4 separate regions of the Homo sapiens genome follow, and regions 2, 3 and 4 are each linked to region 1. The links are chromatin contacts, found by Hi-C or POLR2A ChIA-PET in ENCODE. All regions are on one chromosome and are shown on one strand. Each heading gives the region's core, a stretch centred on a gene start or an enhancer-like site at or near the end of the contact. The rest is flanking DNA. Distances are from core to core; before and after follow the strand shown.

Region 1 (3,004 bases), core at 298-2,797:
AATATTCAAGATTCCGTTTAACCTACCTGCATCTCTTTCCCTGTCTTCTTCAATTATTACAATGGCTATATGAATAAATACACTCACTGCTATTGCCCAAACCTCCTATCACTAAACTTATATAAAAATTAAATGGAGAACTAAAATAGTTTAATTCATAAAATCTAGCTAAGTTATGTGTGTTCATATTGATTTTATATTCTTTGTTCCTGCACACAAAACAGATGTGAATTCCTGGAGGTTACAGATAAGTCTGTCTTTCTCTATCCAGGAGCTGAATTGCCAGCTACTGAGAATAACCTATTGCAATGCTTAAAGCCTCTTAGGTATCTTGTCTTCTGAACATATAAATGGGTTCATTATCTTTATTTTTCCCTTTATTAATGTAAGGTTCCTTATTATCTATTAAATACCTTCCAGCAGTGTTAGCACAGAAATTGGGAGGGAATGGGGAGCATGATTTCTGTAATACACAGGTAAGGTATATTGTTTACAATATACTAATTTTCTCCCCAGCTAGCAAAAACTTAGCAGAAAATAAAAAAATGTTAATAATTCTCTTCTCTCCTTTCTCTTCCCTCCATTCCAAAACAAGAGGCAAAAACAAAGATGTTATTACTCTGTAGACTTCATGCAATCAGTAAAAAGAGTCTTATTATCAAAGCAGAATAGTTGATTACAACGTGTTTACAAAAACTATAACCACTACATATGTGATACACACTTAAGTCAAGTTTCAACCCCGTTACAAAGCCTTTGTCAACAGTGGGCAAGTGGGAAAAAGCCGAAGGGCTCTTTGGAATGAAGGAAATCACTGGAGGGGCTTCTCTTGGAAGACAAGGATTCCTTGGTGAGAGGTGTAGAGAGAGAAACAAGACCTAACCTTGGCGAGGGGGCGCTCGCCCAGGGTGGGGACGAGAGGTCAGGGCGAGTGGGGAGAAGGGGATTAGCGCGGAACAGCCGCGACCCGGGGCTGCCCTCGCACCGTGACTCCCCCACCTGCAGCTCACCCTCCCACCGTTCCCCGGCCCCGGCCCCGGCCCGGGCAGCGCCTTTCCTCCCGGCCCTCCGCCTGCATATCCGTTACCCCGGCGGCAGCGGGGCTGCGGGGGAGGGGAAGGACAGCGGAGCCGGGAGGCGGCCGGCCGCGGCGGGGATGCCGCAGTGGCTCCCCGCGGCAGCGGGTCAAAGTCTGCCCGGGCACAGGGAGCCAGCTGAAGCGGAAGGCGGCGGTGGACGTCAGGACTGGCGAGATGGTGGCCCCTCCGAGTCCTCCCACACCCCAGCCGTGCCGGTACCTCATACTGGATGTATTGCTTCCTCCACTCGGGAGTGATGTGCGCGGAGAGGTGCTCGGCGAACTTCATCCTGCCGTTTCCCCCTCACTCCCACTCGGGTCCAGCAGCTACAGGCGGCGGCGGCAACAGCGACTCCGACTCCTCCCCACATGGGCCCCGGCGCGGCGCGGCGCTGCGCTTCTCTCCTCCTCCGCCGCCGCCGAGGTCTCTTCAGAGCAGCCCGCCCGCCATCTTCCTCCTCCTCTCCATAGCCCCGCCCCTCCCCGCCCTCTGGACGTCATCGCCATGGTAACCGCCTACACCGCCCTGACGAAGGGGGTGCTGTAAGGGGTGGGGCTTGGGTACGCTTCTTAAGACTCCGCCCCTTGTGGGCCGTACGTGCTGGAGGCACCTCCCTGGATCTCTTCAGTCTGGCTCCTGTTGGCCTACAGCTGCTTTCTACCGCCTGTCTGGGAAGCAGCAGTGTTGTTACTGCAGTTAATATTAATACTGTAGCAACAATAATCCACACAAGACGTTTATATTTACAAAGAACTGTGCAAATATTTTTCCATTTTGATATTTATGCTTCATAAAACCTTTAAGAAATGGATCAGCACTAATCCAAACTAAGAAGCTAAAACAGTTCAGGACTAAATGTATTTAAAGGAACAGTATTTTACACACTCTAGGTGCTCAATAAGTGCTTATTGAATTTAATTAAAGACATCAATGCCAAAAAGTGCATGCTGCTTCTGAATTTCAATGTAATTGTCTAGTCCAGGGGCTATCAGAAAAGCCAATAAAAACACCAAATGAGGGTACCGACCGCACTTGTAAACTGAGCTTCCTGGGGTTGGGGGTGAGGGTTGGGAGGGAAACCAACGTTGAGAGGAAAGAGAACCCCGTAGAAGTACAGCTCTAAGCCCACCCCAGTAAAACCGGAAACAGGCCCAGCACCCAGGCTGAAGTGTCCCTGGGGAACATGGGCAGAGATCACTCACAGAGCTCTGTACTACATTGAGTGTGGGAGTGATTGTCTTGGAAGTCCCAATTCAGGACAGAAACCCAGGTCCTACCCTGGGTGGAGGAGACCTAATAATAATTTATTGAGCACTCACTGTTCCTGTACCAAGTGCTATTCTAAACCTCTTACATGTACTTTGTCCCTTGATTCTAACATTTTTTTTTTTGGTCTCGCTTTGTTGCCCAGGCTGGAGTGCAGTCACACCATCATGGTTCACTGCAGCCTTACCTCACATAGGTTTGTGAGCCATCCTCCCACCTCAGCCCCCTGAGTAGCTGGGACTACAGGCACATGCCATTATGCCAAACTAATTTTTTTGTTTATTTTTGGGAGAGATGTGGGTCTTGCTATGTTGCCCAGGCTGGTCTTGAGCTCCTGAGCTAAAACAGTCCTCCCACCTAGGCCTCCTAAAGTGCTGGAATTACAGGCATGAGCCACCTTGCTCAGCCTAACCCTCACAATTTTGATGAGATTTCAAGATTTACTAGGGAACTGCTATGCCTGGAGCAGTGCTCTGAGATATCATTCTCTGCTGTTGTCTTTTTTTCTCCATGTACTTTTTTCCCCTTTCTCTTCCCCTTAATTCATGCCAATAGGGATTCTGCAATCATTTCCCCAGGAGAGGGATGACACAAGATGGAAAATAGGCATAGACTATGAGTCTTTCTGGCTTTTTCTGTATAAAAGCCTTAACCTCTGG
Region 2 (3,004 bases), core at 184-2,683, 400 kb after region 1:
GCAGGCGGAAGTACAACCCCTTGGCAAGCGGAGCGAGGAACTCCTTGGTCTCTCCAGGGTGCCCGGGGCGCCCTGCTGAGCGTGCAAGCCACAGGGGCAGGACTCTCCCGGCGCTTGTCGCGCGCGCGCGCGCGCGCGCGCGACGACTGGGCACCTGTTCTGGCCTCTGCACAGATTCCCTCTCGGGGACTCTCGCTCAGGAGTGAAGCACAGAGACGGATTCCCTTCGGGAAAATCTCTGCGCGCGCACACCCATACACACAGAGAGAGACTTGGGGATAAACACGCCGCGAGCTCCGGCTGTCTCGCTAATTTCGGGCGCGGGAAGAAAGCGGGCGGGCAGGCTAGCAAAGCTCCCACACACCCCCGTCTCTACCCCTCCAAACCCGAGCCACCCTGAGCACCTGCCCTCGCGTGCGCAAAGGCTGAACCCGGAATTCACAACTTGCGGTCGCTTCTCCCTCCCCTGCATTCCTAGGCTAGCTGGAATGCGCGAGCAGATTCCCTCACAAGGAGCAGTCAGTTTCCCGCGGCGCACGCGGCGGGCGCCGCGGGCAGTAGCGGCTGGGGACTCACCCGGCACGCACGCCCGGGGCGCGGGCCGCAGGGACTAAGAGTGTGGCCGGGGCTTCTCCGCCGCCAGCCCCAGGGGCGAGAGACGCGCTCTCCAACTTCCCGCCAGCTGGGGTGAAGTTGCACTAGCGGTCCTGCAAGCGCTGACCGTCACGCCGGCGAAAGAAGATTTGTGGGGACCACCCTCGCCCTCAGGCCTGGCCTACAGCTCGTACCCCTGGGTGTCCCCAAACAGCACTCTCCCCAGCGTTCCAAGAAAAGCCTTGGGCTGGAGATGCGGGGTTCGGTACTCGGCTCGCCTCAAGCATGATCCAGGAGGCGTTCACATTCGGCCCCAAACAGCCAAGAGCCTGGCCCCCTCAAACGCACTCTGGCTGGTGCCCCTGCCCTGTGACCGCCTCTGCGCCCCGGCCGCCAGCCCCTCCCGGCCCCTGAGCGGCGTCCGGCCCGCCCCGCAGCGGCTGAGGCTGCTAGCTGTCTTGTTAGAATTAAATCAGCGAGAAAGGGGGGTGTCTTACGTTGCATCGGCACACCTAGCATCTCCGGGAGCCCCTTGACAGCCCCTTCCGCGGGGACAGTCGCACTCTGCATCATCTCGGAGCGAAAGCCAGCGAGTCGCAGTCTACGGAGATCTCTCGCTCTCTCGCTCTAGCTCGATTCAGAAATTTCAAAATAATAATTAAAACCCCAAGCAGGCCGCTGGAGTCACGGTGGAAGCCGGGCCCTCCGCTTCTCAGGGAGGACTCCACAGGCTGGCCGGCCCCCTCCCCCCGCCAGTCCCCAGTCTGTTTCCAGTCCCTTTGATCTCGCTCTCCGGGGTTGGTGCACATCCCAGGTTGAGACGCTGTTGCTGCAGCTCTGGCTTTTTTCCTCTTCCCTCCCCCGCCCGCTCCTTCCCCCTCCCCCTCCACCCTTCGCGTGCCGGCCGCCCGGGAGGCCGCGGTCACCCGGGCGTTTTGATTCATTCACACTGCAGGAGCGGCCGTGACGTCGCTTTCCGCAGGGAGGCCCGCCCTTCGGCACATCCCCCAACCCGGCGGCGGGCAGCCGACCCCGGAGGGAGTGGGGGTCCCGGCGCCCCGAGTGAGGCCGGCGGGGCGGAGGGGGGCGGGGCGGCAGGGAGCGGGGCGGGGCCTCGCAAGCCGGCACCCCCCCCCCCTCCCCGCCTCCGCCTCCGCCTCCGCCCAGCCGTGGCGGGCTCGCGCCCTGGGTATAAATTCTGCTGATGGCCTGCCGCGGCAGCAGGTGGTCGGAGACGGCGGCGCCCTGGGTTTGCGGGTCTTCGTGGGTTCCAAGCCCGCGCGGCTCGTGTCCTCCTCACTCCTCCGTTCGGACCCAGGGGCGGGGCGGAGCCGAGCCGGGGCCGAGCGGGGCAGGCGGTCCGGAGGCCGGGGACGGGGCTGCGTCGCTGTGTCTTCGCCTTGCGCGCTCTCGGTCCCCGGCTTCGCTCCGCCGGACGGAGCGCGCTCCGTAACCGATGACTCCATCTATCTTCCTCCTCCTCTTTCCCCTGGCCAATTCCTTTCCTGCCGGCACTTCCCAGCCCCTGCTCTCTCTCCCCCGCGTCTGGCTGAGGCTGGGCCAAGGGACAGCCCGTACTCGGCCCGGAACGCGCGAGTCACGCGGCGGGCGGCGCCGGCCCGGGCTGGGGAAGGGGACCAGGGGCTGTGCGCGGAGGTGGCGGGACGCAGGCCCCCCGCGCGCGTCCCCGCAGACCGCGGCCTGCAGCCGGAGTCCGCACTTGCCTCCAGTTCCGCAGGGTAGGGGGCCCAAACCTCCCCGCGGCGGGGCCTCCCCGGCCGCCCTGCCACCAGTCGTCCAGCTCGGCCCTGTCTTAGGTCCCTAGAGCCCGCTCTGCCTCTCCGGCTGCCACCGCGGGTGCTTTGAACCATCCGCGACCTCGTGCGTGCAGGGCGGCAGTGAGCACACGGACGCCGGGGTTAACCAGCGAAAGGGCTTGCCATGCTTACTGTATTTACGAGATGCATGGACAGGTAGAGAAACGCTTAAAACAAATTCTCCTCAACGCGAGTTTCTGGCAGAAATACAACAGAAGGCCCAACGCTGGGACGAGGTCTCCTCTGACGCTCCATCAGGCGCTCGACGCCTCCGGGCTGCAGGCGCGGGAAGCCCACCCCGTCTGCCCCAAGACCCAGCCGCTCTCCTGCCCCCAGCCCCCACGGCATTTCCTTCCAGAAATGCAGACATACGTGTCCTTCCAGCCTAGTGGGGTTCAGCTTAGGCGGGAAGGGGGACTGTGTGCCCTCCCCAGCCTTCCAGAACCTTCCCTGCTGTTTCCCCTGGTGTCATCTCCAAACAAGGGACACCTGCTCACCTTTAAGGGAGGAGCATGGGGCGGGGGAGAATGGCCTGGTCGTCTGCGCTGCTTAGAATTTGTCTCCAATGAGGTCACAGTGACTTTTGTGTGTCC
Region 3 (3,004 bases), core at 356-2,855, 320 kb before region 1:
CCTCCTGCCTTGGGGCTTCCATTGTAGCCCTGCACGCTGGCCTTTTTTCACAACCAAAGCTGTATCCATCCTGGGGATGAGGGTATCCTAAGGGCAGGACAGGCCCCTCCCCAGTGCCTGGCACTGGGCCAGAACCCTAAGGGCAGCTCCACACTGTGAGTAGGGGCCTGAGCCCAGACTGCAGAAGGACAAGACAAAGGCAGGCCCGGCAGGCAGCCTGGCAGCCACAGGAGAGCTCCGGATACCCTCCAGGACTGGCAGGGCAGCTGTTAAGCCCTGGCTCCATGGGCACATATCAGCGCCAGTCCCCGCAGCCCCTTTCCTCAGGGTCCAGCACTCCGACCTGGCCAACCCACAGCCAGAGAGCGCTGGGCAGAGCTTCTTGCCAAGGAAGGCTCTTGCCATTTCTAAGCAGGTGCTCTGGCTTTGTAGGAAAGAGGGAAACTTCTCTGCGGATATGTGGGGGAGGGAGGGAGAAAGGGGAAGGCCTGTTCATGCAGGTGCAGCAGGGCCTTTTGAGTCGCTCCAGAACTAGTCTGGGGACTTGGGGTGGGAAATGGGTTGGGTAGATGAACTAGGGAAGTCCACTTGTTGCCAGGTAAGTTTAGTGGAGGATAAACAAGCAATTCTACCTAAAGAGTCACAATAAAGAGCCCTTGGTACAAGATCCTATGGGATTTAAGGGGAGGAGCCGAAGTCAGCATGCAGTATCGGGAATGCTTCCAGAGACAGACACCTCTAATATTTTTGAAGGCTGCCACGGGGTTTGTGGGGGGACAGGGAAAAGGCATTCCAGCCAAGGCACATGCATAAAGCATGAGAGAGTAGGTGGGTGCATGGATGGGTGAAGTTGGGGCTAGTGGGATCCAGGAGCCAACAAACAAAGCTCCTGCCAATAATACCCACACAAGAATCCTGTGCCCAGAGGCAGTTTGGAAGACTAAGAAGTCCACAGTCGCATCATTGCCCTCCTCTCCTGGGTCATAGGCCTCTTCTTGGCACACCCGGAAAAGAGGTGGAAACAAACAGCTGCCCAGGACACCTGGGCATCTAGGATGGAGGCCTCTTCCCCACTACCCCAGGGGCCAGGCCATAGCCCTGAGGGTTTCTTCTGCCTCCCCGCAGAACAGAGCCATAACCCACTTTAAATTACAACTCGGTACACACTTGCAGAAGCATTTCTCAAAACCTAACCTACCCTTGGCTTGTATAAAGCACTCTAATTTTTATTTTAATTTAATGTTGGTCTCAACCCACAAAATTGCTTTTATAACCCATGAGTGAATTGTGCCTGCAGTTTGGAAACACTGCCCTGGAAAGGGATCTGCCTGCTCTTCTCCAGCCCCACTTCCCAGAAGAAAAACCAAAATGAGAGCCCCTGCGTCCTGGTGAAGGTCAGTGGCGGGCAGGCCAAGCAGGGCCTCCAGAGCTGCTCGAGGGCCTCCAAGGGAGGTGAGCTGCAGAGGGACCCAGGAGGGTGGAAGGATGCTGGCTGGAAGTCACAGAGGGCCAGGTTCAAATCCTGCCTCCGCTTTTGATTGGCTCCCAGACCTTGGATCTATCTGTGAATTAACCTTTGAGCCTCGGACTCCTCGTGCGTTAGCCTGGTATAATAGTCTCTCTCTCGCAGTGTTGCCGTATGGATTCAGGGTGATTTAATGACCTCAACAGAGCTCTGGAACATTTGCGTAGCTGGCAGGGCAAGGCGAGGGACAGCCCAACGAAGGCAGGTCCTTGAAGTCCTGGTTAACACTGGTTTCCAAAATTCGAGCCGGCCTGCGGTTTTTCCAGCACGCCTGAAAGCTGGGGACACTCATGCACCAGGTACTCATTCCTGCACACCCCGCCCCCGCCCCACGGACATGAGGGTCCATAGGTCGCCCCACTTCCTCCCCATCCCTCCGGCCAGCTCCAGCTCATCCTCCCAGTCTGGCTCGGCGCGCCGCCTCCACATCACCTTTCAGCAAGGCCCGGGACCGTGCGGTGCACCAGTAGGCCCCGTCCGCCTCCCCAGCCGTGCGTTTCTCAAAGGCAGGGTGAGCCCAGCAGTGTGTGTGCGTGTACGCGTGCGCGCGTGTGCTGGGGGCGGGGTTTGCAAAACTCCCGCGAGCCCGCCCTCCCTCCACCCTCAGGCTGCAGGCCCCCGCGGCTCTAACAGCCGGTGCCCTGCTGGACACACCCCGCCTCGCGGAAGCGGCCTTGGCACGAAGGCCCTGGCGACCCCCAGGCAGCGCAACGGGCCGCTCCCCTCTCACCCCCGCCCGCGCGAGGCCCCGCGGGAGGACGCGGACAGAGGCTGTTGGCTGTGCTGCCTGGCCCCACGCCTCCTGTCTGCGCGGCGGGAACACTCCGCGGGCGGCCGCGTGGCCGGGAAGGCGCGGCTGGCGCGGAGTCTGCGGGTGCAGAGCAAGCGGCCGCCCGCTGCCTGCCCTGGCCGGTGGGGACAGCCCGCCCTGCCAGGGAGACTTGGGGGGGCACCGGAGTCGCTGCGAGGTTGCCTCTAGTGGCCTGAGGGCGGGGCGGGCGCGGGGCAGCTGCTGAGGGCACAGTCGCCTCCTGGTCGCAGGGCCCGCGACAGACCCCGATTCTCCCTCCCGGGACACCGGGTGCCAGCTGCGGATATCTCTCGCCGCCGCTGCACCCCGCAGCGACAGAGGGGGGCCCCCGGGAAAGAGGGGAAAACCAGCCGCCGCCCGGGACGCTGGTTCTGCGGGTGGCTTCTGAAAATGCCCCCAAGCCCCGAGGAGACTGAGGTGCCTGAGGCAAAGGGGTGCCACTTTCTGCTCCGTGTAGTCCCAGTGTCAGGGGCCTTCTGTGAACCGCGGGAGGGACATAAGTTAGACACCGGGAATACCCACACCTTTGCATGTGGCTGCTTCGTTTCTGTGCCTGAGCCACTTGGCCCTTGCTGTAGCTTCCTACTCGTTTTACAAAGCCCTGCTTGTGCTCACCTGCCCGGTTGGCGCCCTTGCCAACTACCCGGCCAACCACGAATCACGGCCCC
Region 4 (3,004 bases), core at 185-2,684, 280 kb before region 1:
GCACAGATCCTTAGCAGCATGGCTGATGTTTATCCCTTCACAAGGAATGAAGGTGAGCAGGGGTTTGACTCAGGGTGTTGCATGCATATCTACATGCCACAGCGTTTTAATATTGATTCTACCTTCTGAGAAAAATACAACTTTAATATCACACATCTAGATGTCCCCCCCCCCTTGAAGTAAACTTTGTGCATAAAAATCCTTATGTGTATACACTACAAATTAGGAGTTATCCACTTCGTAACACGGACCAAGTATTCACCATAAAATTCTCTTAAATGGCAAGTCTCTCTGTAGTCGTTTATTACAATTCAATTTATACACAAGCTTTCAGGAATGCACATATTTTATAAAGCAAAATACACATATAATGCGAAATGTCACACCAGTTTTAAGCCAGTAAAGTTTAAGGATTATCTTTAGGAGGACAGAAATAATTTGTTCTATGAGTTAATCTAGAATGCAGCAAGTTTCTCTTTGCATCTCCTTCTTCTCCTCTAAAGTCCAATCCAGAAAACAGGGGATTAGAATGTAATATGAGCAATTTCTGTTAAGTTAAAATAACTTTTTGTTTTTGGGGAGGCTGAAGCCAGAGGAGGCCGGGCTTGAGCCCGGGAGGTCGAGGTTGCAGTGAGCCATGATCGCACCACTGCACTCCAGCCTGGGCGACAGAGCGAGACCCTGGCTCCAAAAAATTAAAGTAAGAATTGTTGATGGGTAAACTCTGGAACAGCACGCCAGAGACCTTAAAGAATGAGACCCTCCCACTGGAGTCCCCTGGGCACGGGCTTTCGGGAAGATCGGTCAGCTCGGAGCTGCCTGGTTCTATGGCCCAAGCACTGTGATGTATTTCCCCTAACTCAGAGGGGCCAAACGAAGATGGACGTGAAGGGCGGGCCTCCCCACGACCCTTCCAGCTCCGAGCCCGTGGGAGGCCCGCTTCCCAGTGGCCGGGGCGACCTGGGCTCCCCGCTCCTCCGCCCCGCCGGTCCGCCACCCCCGCCCGGCCGGCCCGGCGCTGCCTCCTCTATACTCACTGGGGGCTGCCGCCCGCGGGTTTGGCCGCCGCCGCCTCTGTCCCCTCCATCCCTCGGAGAGGCCAGGCCCTCTCCAGCCCCTTCTCCCTCCCAGGCCAGCTGCTGGGTTCGGGGAGGGACTTCCAGCCCCGAATCCGGGGCCGGAGGGAGTGCGGCCCGCAGGCCTCGCCCCTCGGGGCGCGGCCGACTGGGGGTCCGGGACGGCGCCGAGGCCGGGCCAGCTCCCGGCTCTGCTGGCAGCCCCCGGGCCCCGGGTGGGTCTGGCCGGCGCAGCGCCCCACGGGCCGCACTCCCTCCCGGCGAGAGGACGGGAAGCGGGGTCGGGCAGGGAGGGCGCTGGCAGGGAAGGAAGTGGCATCAGCTGTCCGTTCACGGCTTTGCCGTGGAGGGGAAGAGCGGCCAAGCCCGCGCCTTCCCGGCCCGCGCTGGGCAGAGGGAGCCGAGCGCGGAGAGGTGGGGCCGCGGGAGGGGCTGGAGGAGCCGGGCCTCGGCCTCCCACCCCGCCCGGAGCCCCGCGGGGCCGCCTCTCCTGAGCCGCGGCCCAGGGAGCGAGTGTCCCCGGCCGTCAGAGGCGCGGGATGGAAGTCCAGGGCGGCCCCGAGCTTGGGGACGACGGGGCGGCCGCCAGCCTCGCAGGGCGGTGGCCCCTTCCCCGCGGGAAAGCGGGCGCAAGAGCGGAGGCGCGCGGGGCGCACGGAGGCCGGGGAGCGCGGGCAGGAGCTGGGGGCGCACCACGTTCTCGGCGGGCTCCGCGCGCCGCTGGTAACCCTACACCCAGGGCTCGCCTTTCGGGGTGGAAGCTGAGGAATGCCTTTTGTGTGGACAAGTTTTCCAGAGGAGCCGGCCGCCCTCTCTGTGGGGCCGTCCATCGCTCCGTAGAGCCGTTTCCTCCGAGGTCAAGGTCGTTGGTTCCCGCTCTCCAGAGGCGTGAGGGAAACCCGGAGGGAACGCGCTCCGCGCATCCCGTCTGCCGCGGTGCCGGAATTGCCCGCCGCCGCCTTGGGTGGGGACCGGTTCTCAGGGTCCTGGGGGCTCTCGAGCAGATCACTTTCCCCAGCGCGGGACGGGGGTCGCAACCAGGGGCATTCCCTGCAGCCGCGGCCCAAACCGACGGAGCTTGCTTTCTCCTTCCACCCAGAGGGGGTGACCGAGCCTCACCTATTTCCAAGCCTATTTTTTCACAAAGACGGGAAGCAATAAAAGTGGCCTCAGGAGATTCCGGAAATCTCTACAAAGAGAAAGTGCCCGTTCATCTTTCCTTCAGCCGACTGGCTTCACTGTGAAGCATGGGGTAGTTGTGCACCTCCAGATGACAGGACAGACACAGCAACAGTAAGGGCCGCGCAATATGTACCGGGGCAGGGGAGGAGGGGAAGGAAGTTTTCTAGAGGGGCTGCCTCTTGAGTCAGGAGGGGGTTACTCTGCACAAGGTGGGGGAAGGGGCGTCTGGCAGGGCAACAGGAGAGCGGAGCCTGGGGAGCTGTGAGTGGACTGGCGTCTTGGCAATCTAGGAGCTTGAGAGATTATCCAGTGCAAACCCTCTGTGTCACAGTACAGGCCCAAGGTTACGTCAGAGGCTTCGAACCAGAGCGACTCCATCTTGTGTGAGGGCGAGGAAAATGAGGCTGGGACTTGCTGGGCCACATTCCCAGTGAGTTAGCTATACCCAGCTTCTAGATATTTACGGTTAAGAGAACAAATTAATAACGTTTGCTAAACAGACCCAGACTTAGGAGTGTCCTGATATCCTGATATCTTGAGAACAGACTCATTTGTAATTATGCTTTAAAGTTAATAATATCGATTATTGCAAAATATAGTAACTAAGAAAATTAATCCTTTATCACAAACCCTTGTAGCACAGCACATCTCCCCATGATCCTTTTTTATCCTGTGTAAGCGAGTATTGTACCCAGGGTGGATGCGTTCCTCCTCGTACTTTCCAGAACTCCCTCCTCTGTCTATGG

The links. Hi-C counts contacts between places; a loop is a spot of excess contacts on that map. ChIA-PET counts read pairs that join two places held with the same protein, here RNA polymerase II (POLR2A). Pooled maps may share reads with other maps.
Region 2: a map of naive thymus-derived CD4-positive, alpha-beta T cell shows a loop between it and region 1 (3-fold over the local background). The contact joins the promoter of LHX4 here to the promoter of XPR1 in region 1. A Hi-C loop is called at or near these places in 1 of 168 maps with a recorded cell type or tissue (naive thymus-derived CD4-positive, alpha-beta T cell) and 7 of 50 pooled maps.
Region 3: a loop to region 1 is called in a map of CD4-positive, alpha-beta T cell, with 2.0 times the contacts of the local background. The contact joins the promoter of KIAA1614-AS1 here to the promoter of XPR1 in region 1. A Hi-C loop is called at or near these places in 2 of 168 maps with a recorded cell type or tissue (CD4-positive, alpha-beta T cell and naive thymus-derived CD4-positive, alpha-beta T cell) and 9 of 50 pooled maps. POLR2A ChIA-PET finds 5 or more read pairs at or near these places in 1 of 52 experiments (CD8-positive, alpha-beta memory T cell).
Region 4: a pooled map shows a loop between it and region 1 (4-fold over the local background). The contact joins the promoter of KIAA1614 here to the promoter of XPR1 in region 1. A Hi-C loop is called at or near these places in 8 of 37 single-sample maps with no recorded cell type and 8 of 50 pooled maps. POLR2A ChIA-PET finds 5 or more read pairs at or near these places in 3 of 52 experiments (H1 and WTC11).

What each region holds. Positions count from the first base shown.
Region 1 is chr1:180,630,565-180,633,568 of GRCh38, reverse strand. XPR1 (xenotropic and polytropic retrovirus receptor 1) reads right to left here and starts at 1,547. Exons shown (of 15, transcript NM_004736.4): 1 at 1,299-1,547. The coding sequence starts at 1,367. RefSeq lists enhancers at 682-1,182, 1,183-1,683 and a silencer at 808-1,187.
Region 2 is chr1:180,228,693-180,231,696 of GRCh38, reverse strand. LHX4 (LIM homeobox 4) reads right to left here and starts at 1,433. Exons shown (of 6, transcript NM_033343.4): 1 at 1,092-1,433. The coding sequence starts at 1,167. RefSeq lists a silencer at 1,863-1,992.
Region 3 is chr1:180,953,488-180,956,491 of GRCh38, reverse strand. It overlaps KIAA1614-AS1 (KIAA1614 antisense RNA 1), which reads left to right and starts at 1,605. Exons shown (of 2, transcript NR_145481.1): 1 at 1,605-1,824. RefSeq lists an enhancer at 1,370-1,975 and a silencer at 2,011-2,550.
Region 4 is chr1:180,911,327-180,914,330 of GRCh38, reverse strand. It overlaps KIAA1614, which reads right to left and starts at 1,434. Exons shown (of 9, transcript NM_020950.2): 1 at 1,038-1,434. The coding sequence starts at 1,087. LINC02816 (long intergenic non-protein coding RNA 2816) reads right to left here. Exons shown (of 4, transcript NR_185877.1): 4 at 275-3,004. RefSeq lists a silencer at 1,339-1,638.